Linked DNA regions of Homo sapiens: region 1 is linked to region 2. The links are chromatin contacts, found by Hi-C or POLR2A ChIA-PET in ENCODE. All regions are on one chromosome and are shown on one strand. Each heading gives the region's core, a stretch centred on a gene start or an enhancer-like site at or near the end of the contact. The rest is flanking DNA. Distances are from core to core; before and after follow the strand shown. Region 1 overlaps LOC124903529 (a long non-coding RNA gene). Region 2 overlaps CSK (C-terminal Src kinase).

Evidence for each region. Hi-C counts contacts between places; a loop is a spot of excess contacts on that map. ChIA-PET counts read pairs that join two places held with the same protein, here RNA polymerase II (POLR2A). Pooled maps may share reads with other maps.
Region 1: a pooled map shows a loop between it and region 2 (7-fold over the local background). The contact joins two enhancer-like sites. A Hi-C loop is called at or near these places in 1 of 168 maps with a recorded cell type or tissue (GM12878), 23 of 37 single-sample maps with no recorded cell type and 10 of 50 pooled maps. POLR2A ChIA-PET finds 5 or more read pairs at or near these places in 1 of 52 experiments (GM10248).

What each region holds. Positions count from the first base shown.
Region 1 is chr15:75,109,660-75,116,740 of GRCh38, reverse strand. LOC124903529 (a long non-coding RNA gene) reads right to left here. Exons shown (of 2, transcript XR_007064720.1): 2 at 4,413-7,081. It also overlaps the pseudogene LOC100128721. Among named protein-coding and RNA genes, the nearest start is that of C15orf39, 89 kb to the left of the region's middle. RefSeq lists enhancers at 3,517-3,586, 3,607-3,656, 3,687-3,776, 5,702-5,771. Within about 2 kb of position 4,285, at least 4 of the 41 ENCODE cell types and tissues checked have a DNase peak (open chromatin) inside an H3K27ac peak, as active enhancers do.
Region 2 is chr15:74,783,026-74,790,390 of GRCh38, reverse strand. The region is part of intron 1 of CSK (C-terminal Src kinase); the gene reads right to left. It overlaps MIR4513 (microRNA 4513), which reads left to right and starts at 1,634; the gene lies at 1,634-1,719. RefSeq lists enhancers at 14-113, 284-353, 374-423, 934-1,013, 1,044-1,353 and 7 more and a silencer at 2,414-2,591. Within about 2 kb of position 4,475, at least 5 of the 41 ENCODE cell types and tissues checked have a DNase peak (open chromatin) inside an H3K27ac peak, as active enhancers do.

The DNA of each region.
Region 1 (7,081 bases), core at 3,036-5,535, 330 kb before region 2:
AGGCTGAGGCAAGAGAATTGCTTGAACCCGGGAGGCGGAGGTTGCAGTGAGCTGAGTTAGGCCATGGCACTCCAGCCTAAGCGACAGAGCAAGATTGTCTCAAAAAAAACATCATTTTGGAGAAAGAAAATTGGGATAAAGTCATGAAGTTTAACAATCCAGGACGCCAAGCTCCTGAGGACTAGAAGTTTCACAGCTAAGAGGGATGTCCCCTCAGTGTGTCTTACCAGTGAGAGGTGACAGCGTGCTGGCAGTCCTCACAGCCCTGGCTCGCTCTCCGCGCCTCCTCTGCCTGGGCTCCCACTATGGCGGCACTTGAGGAGCCCTTCAGCCCGCCGCTGCACTGTAGGAGCCCCTTTCTGGGCTGGCCAAGCCCGGAGCCGGCTCCCTCAGCTTGCCGGGAGGTGTGGAGGGAGAGGCGCGGCGGGAACCCGGGCTGCGCGCGGTGCTTGCGGGCCAGCGCGAGTTCCGGGTGGGCGTGGGCTCAGCGGACCTCGGAGCGGCCGGCCGGCCCCACCGCCCCGGGCAGTGAGGGGCTTAGCACCTGGGCCAGCAGCTTCTGTGCTCAATTTCTCGCCGGGCCTTAGCTGCCTTCCCACGGGGCAGGGCTCGGGACCTGCAGCCCGCCATGCCTGAGCCTCCACCCCACTCCGTGGGCTCCTGTGCTGCCGGAGCCTCCCCCAGGAGCGCCACCCCTTGCTCCAAGGCGCCCAGTCCCATGGACCACCCAAGAGCTGAGGAGTGCGGGCACACGGCGCGGGACTGGCAGGCAGCTCCACCTGCAGCCCCGGTGCAGGATCCACTGGGTGAACCCAGCTGGGCTCCTGAGATTGGTGGGGACTTGGAGAACCTTTATGTCTAGCTAAGGGATTGTAAATACACCAATTGGCACTCTGTATCTAGCTCAAGGTTTGTAAACATACCAATCAGCACGCTGTGTCTCGCTCAGGGTTTGTGAATGCACCAGTGGACACTCTGTATCTGGCTACTCTGGTAGATACAGAGTGGACTTGGAGAACCTTTGTGGCCACACTCTGTATCTAGCTAATCTGGTGGGGACGTGGAGAACCTTTGTGTCTAGCTCAGGGATTGTAAACGCACCAATCAGCGCCCTGTCAAAACAGACCACTGGACTCTACCACTCAGCAGGATGTGGGTGGGGCCAGATAAGAGAATAAAAGCAGGCTGCCCGAGCTGGCAGTGGCAACCCGGGTCCCCTTCCACACTGTGGAAGCTTTGTTCTTTCGCTCTTTGCAACAAATCTTGCTGCTGCTCACTCTTTGGGTCCACCTTGCTTTTATGAGCTGTAACACTCACAGCAAAGGTCTGCAGCTTCACTCCTGAAGCCAACGAGACCACGAACCCACCGGGAGGAACGAACAACTCCAGACGCACCGCCTTAAGAGCTGTAACACTCACGGCAAAGGTCCGCAGCTTCACTCCTGAGCCAGTGAGACCAGGAACCCACCAGAAGGAAGAAACTCCAAACACATCCGAACATCAGAAGGAACAAACTCCGGACACACCGCCTTTAAGAACTGTAACACTCACCGCAAGGGTCCGTGGCTTCATTCTTGAAGTCAGTGAGACCAAGAACCCACCAATTCCGGACACACCAGTATGAATAAAAAGCATCCACCCTGTCACCAGCAAGTCCTCTACTCAGAAAGTACTGACCCAAGTCTGGGAGAGCAGCCAATTCAAATGTGCAGGGCTGGAGCTTGTGAACACAGCCACTGTTTTCCATTGCACATCTTCATCTCAGTAGTAACATGGCCACTCCTGGGGAACTTGTGGCAGGGATCCCAAGGTGAAGCAGCACAGATGTCTACAAACTGTGTAGTGACAGTGGCTCAGAGCCTCCAGACTCCTACCTCTGCATGGTGGCCTCCTGCCTTCAACAACTCACTGGGCCTCATGAAGATGCCTTCCATGGCTTTCCAGTCGTTGCTCGGCTTGGCTAGGCCAGACCATGCGTCTCTTTTTGCCCACTGATGGGTCCACCATATCGTTCTCCTGTGACAGACAGCGGTTCCTCAATGGAAGAATGTTTGAACCACCCCTCACCATCTCTCACCCAGTAGGGCCCGTTACAGAGTATGGTCCAGTCATCCAGGTGACTACCTTCACCTTCCTCACCAAAAGCACCCACTTCCTGGTTTTCAGAAAGTTGTGGAGGTTTCAGCCAGTGTTGACATGTGTCAGCCGGATGGGCTGGCAGCACTTGATGGGGGTTCCCCTCTCACCAGCTGTGGTGATCTTACCCATATTCTCCAGTAACTGTTGCTGTCATCCATGGAGGTTACACTTGTCACTGACTGCTGCCCAGTACCTGACCCATAGAGCACATCGTGTGACTGCAGATGGACACTGTAGTGCATTTCGAGCAGCTTCACCATAGAGCCGCGAGTAACAGCCAGATTGGACGCTCCCACGGTGTTCCACAAACCCCCAGACAGCAGTAGCGGAACCACAGCCATCCTAGCTGGATTCGGAGCCCCAGATCTTCCAGAAATAAATTTTTTTTAAAGAAAGGCAAAACATATACTCTGAAAACTGAAACATTTGTTTAAAGAACTTAAAGATTGGCTGGGCCCCGTGGCTCATGCCTGTTATCCCAGCATTTGGGGAGGCGAAGGTGGGAGGATTGTTGAGCCCAGGAGTTCAAGAACAGCCTGGGCAACATGGTGAGGCCCAGCTCTACAAAAAACTAAAAAAATTAGACAAGGGTGGTGGCATACACCTGTAGTCCCACCTACTCGGGAGGCTGAAGTGGGAGGATTGCTTGATCCTGGGAAGTCAAGGCTGCAGTGGGCTGTGATTGTGCCACTGCAGTCCAGCCTGGGCGACAGAGTGAGACCCTGTCTCAAAAAAAAAAAAAAAAATGGGTAGCATAGTGGCTCATACCTGTAATCCCAGCTACTCGAGAGGCTGAGGCAGGAGAATTGCTTGAACCCGGGAGGTGGAGGTTGCAGTGAGCCGAGATCACACCACTGCACTCCAGCCTGGGTGACAGAGCAAGACTCCATCTCAGGGGAAGAATATTACAAAAATTATCTGGGTGTGGTGGTGCTAGTCCCAGCTCCCTGGGAGGCTGAGGCACAAAAGTCCCTTGAACCTGGGAGGTGGAGGTAAGCCGAGATCGTGCCACTGCACTCCAGCCTGGGCAAGAGAGCAAGACTCTTATCTCAAAAAAAAAAAAAAAAAGGAAAAAAGAGAGAGAGAGAGAATCTGAGCCAGATCAGTATTAGACCTCTCAACAGCAATATTAGAAACTAGAAGTTTATGAAACAATGCCTTAAAGTTGCTGAGGGAAAATCATTATATACCCAGCCAAAGTATCAACCCAGTGTGAGGGTAGAAAATAAGACATTTTCAGACAAAAAAAAAAATTGTCTTCCGTGAAAACTTCCTCAGGAAGGAACTGGAGGATGTGCTCCACCCTAAAAGGGCATAAACCAAGAAAGAAGAAATGGAACCCAGAAAAATCAGAGATCCATAGAGGAAAGAGAAGAAATGACGTTGCAGAATGTTGGCAAAGGGAAGCCTCTGGATGACGACTGTGCTGCTGATCTGGAAAGCTTCTGGCTCAGATGGAGGCAGGAGAACTGAGGGCTCCAGAAAGGGTGTCTCAAGGGAAAAAAAAATTAAGGAACTGGAACTGATAGTGAAAATCAGTATTGAGAATTATCTTACTGGGCTTTTGCAGAAGATCTAATCATGGGTCAAAGAAAATAAGCAAGTGAAAAAAATGAGACAATGATTAACTCTGTGGGGGAAAGGAGATTGAAAAAGATAGTATATTAGTTGTTTCAGCCATAAACACTTTTTAGTGATTGTGAATGTAACCAAGAGTTGTGGTGGTATGATATTGAAAGGAGAGGAGAAAGAGTGTAAGTGAACCTCCTCTGTCACAATAGGGAGCCCTAGAGACAGCATCTAAATTGGACCTCTTGGGAGATAACCAGAATTGAAATCAATGCTTTATTTAGGGAGTAAAAACCAGAAGAAACAACTGAATAAGTTGAAATGGCTGCTTTTGGCGAGCAGGCTGACGTGGGGTAAAGAGCGTGTTATTTTTGTTGTAATCCTTTAGCATTCTCTGACTGTAAATACTCTGTACACATTATTTTGGGGAATAAAAACTGACCAGAAGAACTGTGAGGAGAAGCCATGACAACAGTAAGGCTGTTTCCTTTTGAGATTTTCCTGTCTGAAGCAATTCTCCTTTGGAAATTGAGCAAACAACCCCTCCCCATTTTTTCTGCTGTCTCATGAAGTGCATTCTCACTCCTGTGAATAATCTTGGGAGGCAGGTATTGATAAGGGTTCTTGGTGCTTTGTGAAATAGTAACTTGCATGTTGGTGACTCAGAGCAAGACTCTATCTCAAAGGCAGAACAGAAGTCAAAATTCCCACTTTTAAAAATTTTATTATTATTATTTTTCAGAGACAAGGTCGCACTCTGTCACCCAGGATGGAGCCCAGTAGCCCAATTGTAGCTCATTGCAACCTTGAATTACTGGGCGCAAGCGATCCTCTTGCTTCAGCCGCCCAAGTAGCTGGGACTACAGGCGGGCCCCACCATGCCCAGCTACCTTTTAAATTTTTTATAGAGACAGGGTCTTACTGTGTTGCCCAGGCTGGTCTCAAATCTCCTAGGCTCAATCTGTCCTCCCGCCTTGGCCTCCCAAAGTGCTGGATTAACGTTGTAAGCCACTGCACCTAACTAATATTCCCCCCCTTTTTTTTTTTTTGAGACGGAGTCTTGATCTGTTGCCAGGCTGGAGTGCAGTGGCGTGATCTTGGCTCACTGCAACCTCTGCTTCCCGGGTTCAAGTGATTCTCCTGCCTCAGCCTCCCAAGTAGCTGGGACTACAGGTGCTTGCCACCACGCCTAGCTCATTTTTTGTCTTTTTTGAGACAGTCTCACTCTGTTGCCCAGGTTGGAGTACAGTGGTGCAGTCTTGGCTCACTGCAAGCTCTGCCTCCTGGGTTCACACCATTCTCCTGTCTCAGCCTCCCCAGCAGCTGGGACTACAGGCGCCCACCACCATGCCAGGCTAATTTTTTGTATTTTTAATAGAGATGGGGTTTCACCGTGTTAACCAGGATGGTCTTGATCTCCTGACCTCGTGATCCTCCCACCTCGGCCTCCCGAAGTGCTGGGATTACAGGCGTGAGCCACCTCGCCTGGGCTTTAATTTTTATATTTTTAGTAGAGACGGGGTTTCACCATGTTGGCCAGGATGGTCTCAATCTCTTGACTTCGTGATCTGCCTGCCTCGGCCTCCCAAAGTGCTGGGATTACAGGTGTGAGTCACTGTGCCCGGCCTAATATTCCCATTTTACGCACAAGACAACATAGACCTCAAAAAGGGAAGTAACTCTCCAAAATCACACAGCCAGTGAGTGGCAGAGCTGGAGTCCTGACTCTCTTTTCTGTTTTCACACAGCTGGCCTCAGGCCCAGGGACCTCTTGGCCTTCATGCTTCCACTTCTCCCCTCTCTCCCAGCTGACCCCACCTTGCCTTCAGACACTTTCCACAATGTCCCTGGCTCTGAGCCCCACCCGGAGGGGATCCTTAATGTGAGCTATAGGCTTGAGCCCATGATCTCGTCACAGACTGAGCTCTCATCCTGATCACTCACTAAGCCCTGATCCTACCACAGAATGAGTCTTGGTCCTGGTCCTAGATAAAGCACTGAACCTGGTCATAGACTGAGCCCTGATGCTGGTCACAGACTGAGCCCCAGCCCCTTGCCACCAGTTCCATTAATAATGTATACAATTAAACACAAGTCGGGCCTGGCACAGAAGTCATGGATGGCTGGGTACCATCCCTCTCCAGTGTTGCAGAAATCCTGTCTCAGGGACAGAGCTTGTGAGGCTATGGCCTGGCTAGATGCTCTGGCATCGTTTCCCTCCATCCTCCACCAGAATTTATGCCACAGCTTGTGCCCATTCATTTCTGTCCCCTCCCGCTGCCCTCCCTGTGTGGGTGGGGGTTTGGGCAGCCCATGGTAATAAGCATGGAGCAGGGGTTGTCTGTGATGTCATTCTTGCTCAGAACGAAGCATTCCAGCATGGACAGCACTTGTCCTGGCTCCCCTGCTATATAGAACTCACTGTTCCCCACCCTAGACCCTTACCCTCACCCCTTGCCAGGCCAGCATTCTGCAATATGATTTCCAGGAGCTTCCAGAATGCTGGCTTGTTACAGCTGCTGCCCTGCTCTTAGTGACCAGCATCTCCTTCGAGCAGTCCTCTGTGTCAGGTGGGAAGCCGGGCCGACTTCTGACCACCCTCAGCTCTTGTCAGCCCAGGGGAGGTGGAAGGTCAAGGGAGGGGCAGGGAAGGTGATGGAGCTGGGCAACTTGGAGGAGAGAAGGCAAGGAGGCAGAACGGGACAGGCGTCAGTGTATCACTGAGTCATAAAATGTCAGGGCAGGTGGGAAGTGGAAGGACTGGCTCTCCTCTGCTCTCCCTTGCTAAACAGATGGAGAACTGAGGCCCAAGATCCTACAGTGACTTAGGAGAAAAATGGGGCCTCACATGTGGATTACTGGTACCAAAGAACAGCAGATCCCATAGCTCCAGAGGCCAGAGGAGGACCTTAAGGGAAGGAAGACCTTCCTAATTATCTAAGTTGCCCAGCCCAGGGACCTCTGGTTGGAGGGGCACGGGGCTGTGAGTTCCCCATCGCCATGGGACTGTAGCCAGCACAGTCACAGTATGGCGGTGCAGCCCAACCCTGCCGGGGGTGGAGATTGGTTGCTTTCTTGGCCACGTTTCCTTTTGTGGGTTTGGAACCCAGATGTGCTCCCTGCACGGGATCTTGGGGTCCCAGAAGGGCCTGTTCTCCCTTCTCCCCCTACTAGATCCAGCACAGTTCCTCTGGGCAGCTCTGCTGCTGCTGCTGGCTGGCCACAAGGCACTCAGGATGTAGGAGGCATCTAGACCCACAGTCAGAGTATGTATTTGGGAAGGGAAATTGGGAGACGGTCCAGCCGAGCGGGGGCTGCTTATTGGAGCAGACTGGGTCTGAGAAAATCATGGTAGACAGGTGGGGACCTCGCC
Region 2 (7,365 bases), core at 3,226-5,725:
TGCCCTTTTCCTACCCTGGAAGCAGCTGTAGACCCCCAAGGCCAGGCACGTGCTGAGGGCCAGGGGAGGTCAAGGGGCTCCCTTGCCCTTCCCCCTTGCCAAAACTCTGCTGCCTAATGGGGCGTGGGAGCCTTCAGTAACTGTTTACGCCCAGCTAAAAATACCCACTGAAAAGGGAAGTGCACAAAAGACCTGGGGGAACTCAGGGCCCTGGCCCCCGGAGATTCTGGTGCTGCCACAGGACCTAGCTGGATGCTCTGGGGGATGGGGACAGCCACTGGAGGCAAAACAGGCAACAGCAAGGTCCACCTTGCCTTCTCATTCTTTGAGCCAGTGTTTTAGAAGCCTTCCTGTGTGCCCAGAGCCATGCTTGGTAGGCCAGGATATCCGGGTGGAGAAGGAAAGGACTCAAGAGGTCCTGCCTTTGGGGACCCAAGGTCACCACTCACACACCTCTCCTCTGTGCACAAGCCAGGGCTGGATGCTGGGAACCACCACAAAATGCAGACCCGGCTCCTGTCCTCCTGGTTACTGGATGGTCAGCCATGGCCTGGTATGTTCAGTGCCTCAATAGATTGTGAGACAGGGGCCACCCGGGAAGGCTTCCAGGAAGATGGGTGAGGGGAGCAGGAGCTAGAAGGATTTTAGGGGAAAGTGACTGAGAGAGGGGCGCCTTGAAGTAAACCAGGATTAAGACTGCAAACTGTGGTACAGAGCGAGTTAATGAAGACTGAAGAAGGTTCAGGATGGGGGCCCAGGGAACCTCCGAGCAGGGCCTACAGGTCATAGTACAGATACAGGCAGAATTAAGTTTCAGATTTGGGCCCGCCCCTCCAAAGGGCAGTGCACCTGAGGAGGGCGGGGCACCCACCAGCAGTTGGGCAAGTTTGGCAGCAATAAAATCAGCTCCACCTCTGGTTCTGCAGAGGACACCAGGCTGAGGCACTGTGACATTCCCCACCACACATCAGGCAAGGAAGGGTGCCCGAGGGCTTCCACTGACCCCCGCAGCCTGCGCTGGTGGTCCCTCAGCACCCCCACTGCACAGGTGTCTCAGGGTGAGCAGCAGCAGAATTGGGCGCCAGGGTCTTGGAGATGCCTACACCTCCCGGGGCGGTTACGAAGGAACAGAAGAATGCCTGCTCTGGCTCCAGGGCACGCTGCCCTACCCCCATCCCGGGGCTCCCGTCAGCACCCTGACCTAAGGAGAAGGGCGGATTTAATGGATAAATACCAAATTATAGCAACACACTGGCTTTTTTTCCCCTGCCCCCAATGGTTCAGTGGGACCGGAAATCCCGTCTAGTGGTTTGGGAGAGGTGGGGGCTGGGGTTAGAGCAGGCTAATGGGGAGCCTACTCCCCAGGCACCGCTGCGGCTTGAGGCTGCCATTCCTGGCCCAGAAAGGTTTCTAATTACCGCTCAGGAGCCTAATTACCTATGTGCGCTGGGCAATGGGGACTCTGGGCCTCCCCAGGGCCCTAACCCAGGCCTCTGCTCCCCCACCCCCTTAGCACAGGATGTGGTCTTTGCATCTTCATTTGCCTGCATTTGCATATAGCCTCTCAGCACTAGCCTTCAATGGACCCTTCAAAGTCATGTTCTTGTCCCTCACCCGGAAGTCTCCTGGCCACATTCTAGGTGGGGAGACTGACGGCTGGAGGCCCATAAGCTGTCTAAAACTTCGGCCCCCAGATTTCTGGTCTCCCCACTTCAGAACCAGGATCTGCAGAACACACAGCTCAGAAGGTAAAGCTGTGGGGATCAACACAAAGGACAGACTTGCTACTACTTAAGGGAGATGGGGGTGTTACCAGTACACTCCTCCAGCAGGATGGGCTGCAGAATGAGAACACGGGAATTACAGCTGACTGACCCAACCGGGTTTGGGGCACTGCATTAGTTACTTAATCCTTCAAACACCCCATAGGGCAAGGACTGGTGATCTCTGACAGAGGAGGAACTAGCTGTGTGGGTACTTGAGCTCAGAGTTGTCTGAACCTTGGTTAGGGGACCTTTCTTCCCACCTTTCCTTGTGCAGGACAGACGACACCCTGAAAATGGACAGGTGGGGGGCACCGAGGGGAGGTCTGCCCAGAGCTTGGCTGTTCTGCTCTGGGAAGCAGAGGTACTTCTGTGCCCACTTCTTGCTTGTCTGCATACCCCAGCCTCTCAGAGAGGCCAAGAGCCTGTCGAGGGACACACAGAAAAGAGCCAGCAGCCCTAGAGAGGGCAGAAGCTTCAAACAAGGACCTCTCCTCCTACCACGCTTCTTCTTCAAACACTTCTCAACTTTCACAGGACCTTCCCCTCCAGGAGGCCCTCCAGGCTGCCCCAGCCCACGCAGAGCCCCAGCTTCAGAGCTCCTACCAGCTCTGCCAGGAAGTGAGAACCACAGGCCTCCCCTCACTGACTCCTCGTCTCCTCTACCCGCCAGCAGAGGCGCTCTCAGGGTTTGCTCTTCATCCTTCCCTCCTGTCTCCCTGCAGCACGGACAGCACAAGCTGCAGATAGATAGATGCGCGAGTCTGCATGAGGACCAGGTGTCAGGCTGGGCTGAGAAGCAGCAGCCAGGGTCCAAGGGGGGCAGATGATGCCCAGGTTTTCGCCTGCCCACGAGGCTTACAACCATGCCATGATCAGGACAGCCAGGGGGGCACCAAGCAGCCTCTCTTCTACTTGTTCCTTCGACTCTGGGCCCAGACCACAGAAGGAGGGGTGGAGGGAAGCTGCGGTTGGAGGGTGTGTGCACAGCTAGTGTGTGATGAGAAGCTGACTTCATCTTAGCACCTCAAAACCAGGAAGAGAAACTGAGCAGGCAGAAAGGGCAGGCTGGGCTGCACAGGGCCCTCCAGTCCCTGGGGGCCTGCTGAGGGGAGCTCTCAAATAGTCGCTTGACAAACCACTTCTCCTTTCTGGGCCTCAGTTTCCCCATGGGAAAAATGGGATTTTTTTTCTAATGGGTCCTGCCAGTCTGCCCTGAGTGGTGCCGTCTACACTTAATGGGCCACATCATGGCAGATAAAAGAGCACCCCCCCAACTGGTGGAGTACTTCTGATCCCGAGGAGCAGGGGCTCAGCCACCCAAAGCCAGCCTCTCCCTGCTCACTTCTCCCCTCAGCCATGCAGGGAGCACCAGCTCTTCCTTCACCAGCTCTTTATTTTTAGGTCTGAATTTGACTTTAATCATTACTTAGCGGATTCTATTTCCAGCCCTTGGATGAAGGGACCCAGAGGAGAGGGGGAAGGGAGGCAGTGCTCCCTGCCGGGCGTTGGGGGTGGCCTGCTCCTCCACCCATCCTGTCCCCAACCAAGGGCGGGGGAAACTGAGAAACACCCAAAGGGCTCTCATCTGAGCCAGGCCAGGCCAGCATCTTGGGGCGGACCCCACCCTGTGACCTCATCCCATCCCAAGCTGTGGGACAGGAGGGCAGTTGTCATGCCCACTTCCCTTACACTAAGACCAGGGAGGAGGAGATACTCCACAGGCCAAAGTTTGGCAGCTGGAGTCTGAAGTCGTGTGCCCAAGGGACCTCTGCACTGAATGGGCCACCTGGGGGAGGACCCCTTCCTTAGGTTAGTCCTGGGCCACCCTAGGGTCATCTGGGGCTACAGTCTCTTAGGCCCAGGGTTGCCAGGAGGAGACTGGTGTCCTGCTACTGCCCACGGGGTGGCTGTAGGAGGGCACTCCCAGTTACCCTGGTCTCCACAAAAGTAGAACAAGAGGAAGCAGGTGTGTCACAGTGATACACACTCAGGTTAGACCTGGGGAACACCTGCTGAGGAGGGGGAGGCTAACATGAGTTTCCCGATGTGTCCAACTCCCTCCTGGGAAGCTCTGGGAGGCTCCAGAATCCCCCTACCCTTAATCTCCCAGCTTCTTTCCCTTCCTTGGCTACTGGAACAGGGTGCGAAGATGAGGCTGGCATGGCTGTTCTTGGGCTGGGGCTCAGGATGCCTGGGTTCCTTGTCTAAGTCTCAGGCTAAGCAGGCCTCTATTTCCTCTGGGAAAATGCCAAGCTGGGCTGACCTAGCCAGAGCTGGGAGGCAGGAGGCAGCCAGGCTCTTACAGAAGAGGCGCAGTGGCTCACGCCTATAATCCCAGCACTTCAGGAGGCCGAGGTGGGTGGATCACCTGAGGTCAGGAGTTTGAGACCAGCCTGACCAACACGGAGAAACCCCATCGCTACTAAAAATACAAAATTAGCCAGGCGTGATGGCACATGCCTCTAATCCCAACTTGGAAGGCTGAGGCAGGAGAATCGCTTAAACCGGGAGCCGGAGGTTGTGGTGAGCCAAGATCGCGCCATTGCACTCCAGACTGGGCAACAAGAGCAAAACTCCATCTCACACACACACACACACACACACACACACAAAAAAAAAAAAGAGAGAGAGAGAGAGAGAAGAGGCCTTGTCTATTTAGCTCTGATGCTGGGAGACCGGAAGGGGAATGGGTGGAGTCAGGTCCCGGACCCTAACCAGCAGCCCATCTTCCCAGGGCCAGCCCCATGTCCTAGGCCAGCCAATCATATGGTAATGGGGAGAAGGGAAGGCAGGCAAGGGCACTGGCCATAGTATTCTAGAACCTCAGGGCCAGGGGGTTTCACAGGGGCTCCTCAGGCGGAGACCACCTCTTTGCCAGGTGAGTGGTCAGTCAACATTGGCCCGTGGCTCAGGCACCTTCCCCACAGGTTGAGGCAGCCAGCAGTGGGCACTCCTTCAACAATGCCAATCCTACTCACAGAGGGAGTGAAGAAAGGGCTGTGCCAGGCACTTTAGAGTCCCTTGGTTAGTTAGTTGACACTGTCCTTACACCTTCCTCTGAAGTAGGTGTTACCATCCTGTTATTTATATCAACGAGGCTCAGCAGGTCAGTGACCTGTCTAAGGTCCCTCTACCCTGGGCCTAAGTGGCATGTCTGGGCCTGGAACCCACATTCAGTTGGGTGCCAAGTTGCTTGTGCCCTCCAACACCCTGGCTGCTTTTGGGACTCATAGTAACGACAACCACAACAGCAACAGAGGGGAAAAATGCACACGCTCCAGTGTATGGGTGATGGCGCTGCAGCAGGCCAGCCTAGAATGTTCTGTAGCTTTTTAGAAGCAACGTTACTTAGACCGCGTAGCACCATGAGAAAATGCCCACAGACGCAGTATTAAATGAAAAAAGGTGTCACGGCACACACACTCCAGTGACAACGACAATGAAGGAAAAGGATGGGGAAAAGACTGGCAGTGAACTCCAAAATGCTAACACAGTCACTGCCTGCTGAAGAAATAGTGGGTGATTTTTGTTTCATTTTCTAAATTTCCTGTAGCGCTGTTTTGTTATTTTCTAAATCAAGAAAATGAGTACATTCATGGTTTCCCTATAATGAGCTCAGATTCACTTCCCTGGGACCCACCTGCTCCCTAGCTCTGGCCCACGTGTCTGGGACAATTTCTGCCATGGGATGCCTTTCTCATTTGGGACAGTCCCTCAGACATATGAGAATCTGTCCCTACTTTCTCTTTCCCAGACTCAGTCAACATCCCTGGCTCTTTGAAGATGACCTGTCAAGGTTTTAAAATCCTTCAAAAGATGGAGCCCAGAACCGCACCCAGGTGGGTCTGCCCCCTTTGGGGGGCAGCCATGTCACACTGTGGATCCTGGGTCTCAACCCCTACCTATACTTGTTTGGAGGAAGCTGCATTCTGTCCCCGAAATTTCCAACCCTTGCCGAGGGCCACTCTGTGTGGCTCAGCCTTTTGGGGTCTGGCCCCCCTGCGGTGGTGAATGGGAACATTTTCTGCTTTTTCCTTGCCCCTGACCCAATGCAGAGAGAAGAGCAGCTGCTTCTGAGAGGGTGGAGGGCACCAAGCTCACCAATGAAAAGCACATCCCTGCACACGTGCCAGCCAGAAGCCAGACTCCTTTCTTCAAAGGCCCTGGGACCCTGGATCACACCTTCACAGCTCACAGTTGGTAAAAAAATAAAATAAAATAAAATAAAAATTAAAAAGGCTGACTGGGGTGGGAGGGAGCTAACCATGTCAGGCTCCAGCCCCAGTCCCTCAGGCTGGAAAGGAAGTTAGGGCTGGGTGTGGGGCCATGTGAGGGGAGTCTCACAGGCCCAGGACATCTGGGTCCCCTCCACTGTGCATGTCAGGACAGCCAGAAAAAAAAGTGAAAAAACAAAAAAACCCTAAATCGTGAGCAGGGACCCAGCAGGACAAAACTGCCAGCAGCTCCAAGGGAGCCCAGACACTGCTCAGCACCCACCAGGGCAATGCCTGCTCTCCTGGGCCAGAGGATCCTGCCAGGCCTCAACCTCACCCCTGCTGTCCTTGCCCTGTTCCTGCTGTGGCCACAACCAAGAAAGACACTGGAACCGCCAGGGTACTAGGAGCTTGAAACAGGCCCCCTGGGTGTCCCCACTCTCACAATGCTCCCATGTCCCCAGTCTGTAGCCTGCTGCCAGTGGAGACAGAGCTTCCACGGTTCCCATGTGACCCCATTTATATCCTGAACTTGGCTGCTCCTGTGCCAGCTGGGCCATAGGTGTGGCGAGTGCTGGGTCAGGACTGACCACCAGGTTGTTTCAACTCAGAGCCGGGGCCAGGACCGGACCTTCCTGCCACACCACACAGATGGCCATACACCACACATTCCCCACATCTCCTGCTAGCTGACCCAGCCACAGCTGGAGCCGGAAGCCCTTTCACTCCCTCCAGCCCTCTGCAGGGAAGCACGTGCTCAACCAACAAGGTCCCTCTGGGGCCGGGCTGGGGGCCTGTGTCCCCAGTGGGTGAAGGTGCCTGCCTGGTTTCCTTCCACCCACAGCCATCCAGCCCTGTATAGCTGGGGATGAAAGGACAGCCAGCCTAACTCCACTAGAGGCCTGGGGTAGCAACTTCTCCCTTTGAGCCTCGGTTCCCGGGTGTACAAAATGGGCGGGGAAGTGAACTGGTAGTTAAGCTCCAAAAAATCTGCTGGCTGGACACACCCCTTCCTGACACCTGGTCTGGGCCACAAAGAGCCTAGGAGAATGGGCTGCCCAGGGTGCCAGAAGGTGGGGGCATGGTGCTAATGCTCCGTTACCTCCCCCCGGGCAGAAGGCCTGCCCAGTTTCCCACCCAAAGATCCCTTGGCTTAGGCCTGGTCTTCTGAGAGGCCAAGGGTGACAGGCTCAGTCCTAGGACCTGGGCTTCTAACTGCTCACCCGAGGTGGCTGGGCCCTGGGCTTGCTTGCAGCCCGCAGGGTCATGGTGGGGTAATGAGGGAGGGGTCAGAACCAAGCAAGCCAGGGCACCTGCGGGGAGGCCCTGTACAGGGAAGGGCAGGGGAGTCCAGCACTCTCTCTAGGGACCTGGCCCATACGGAT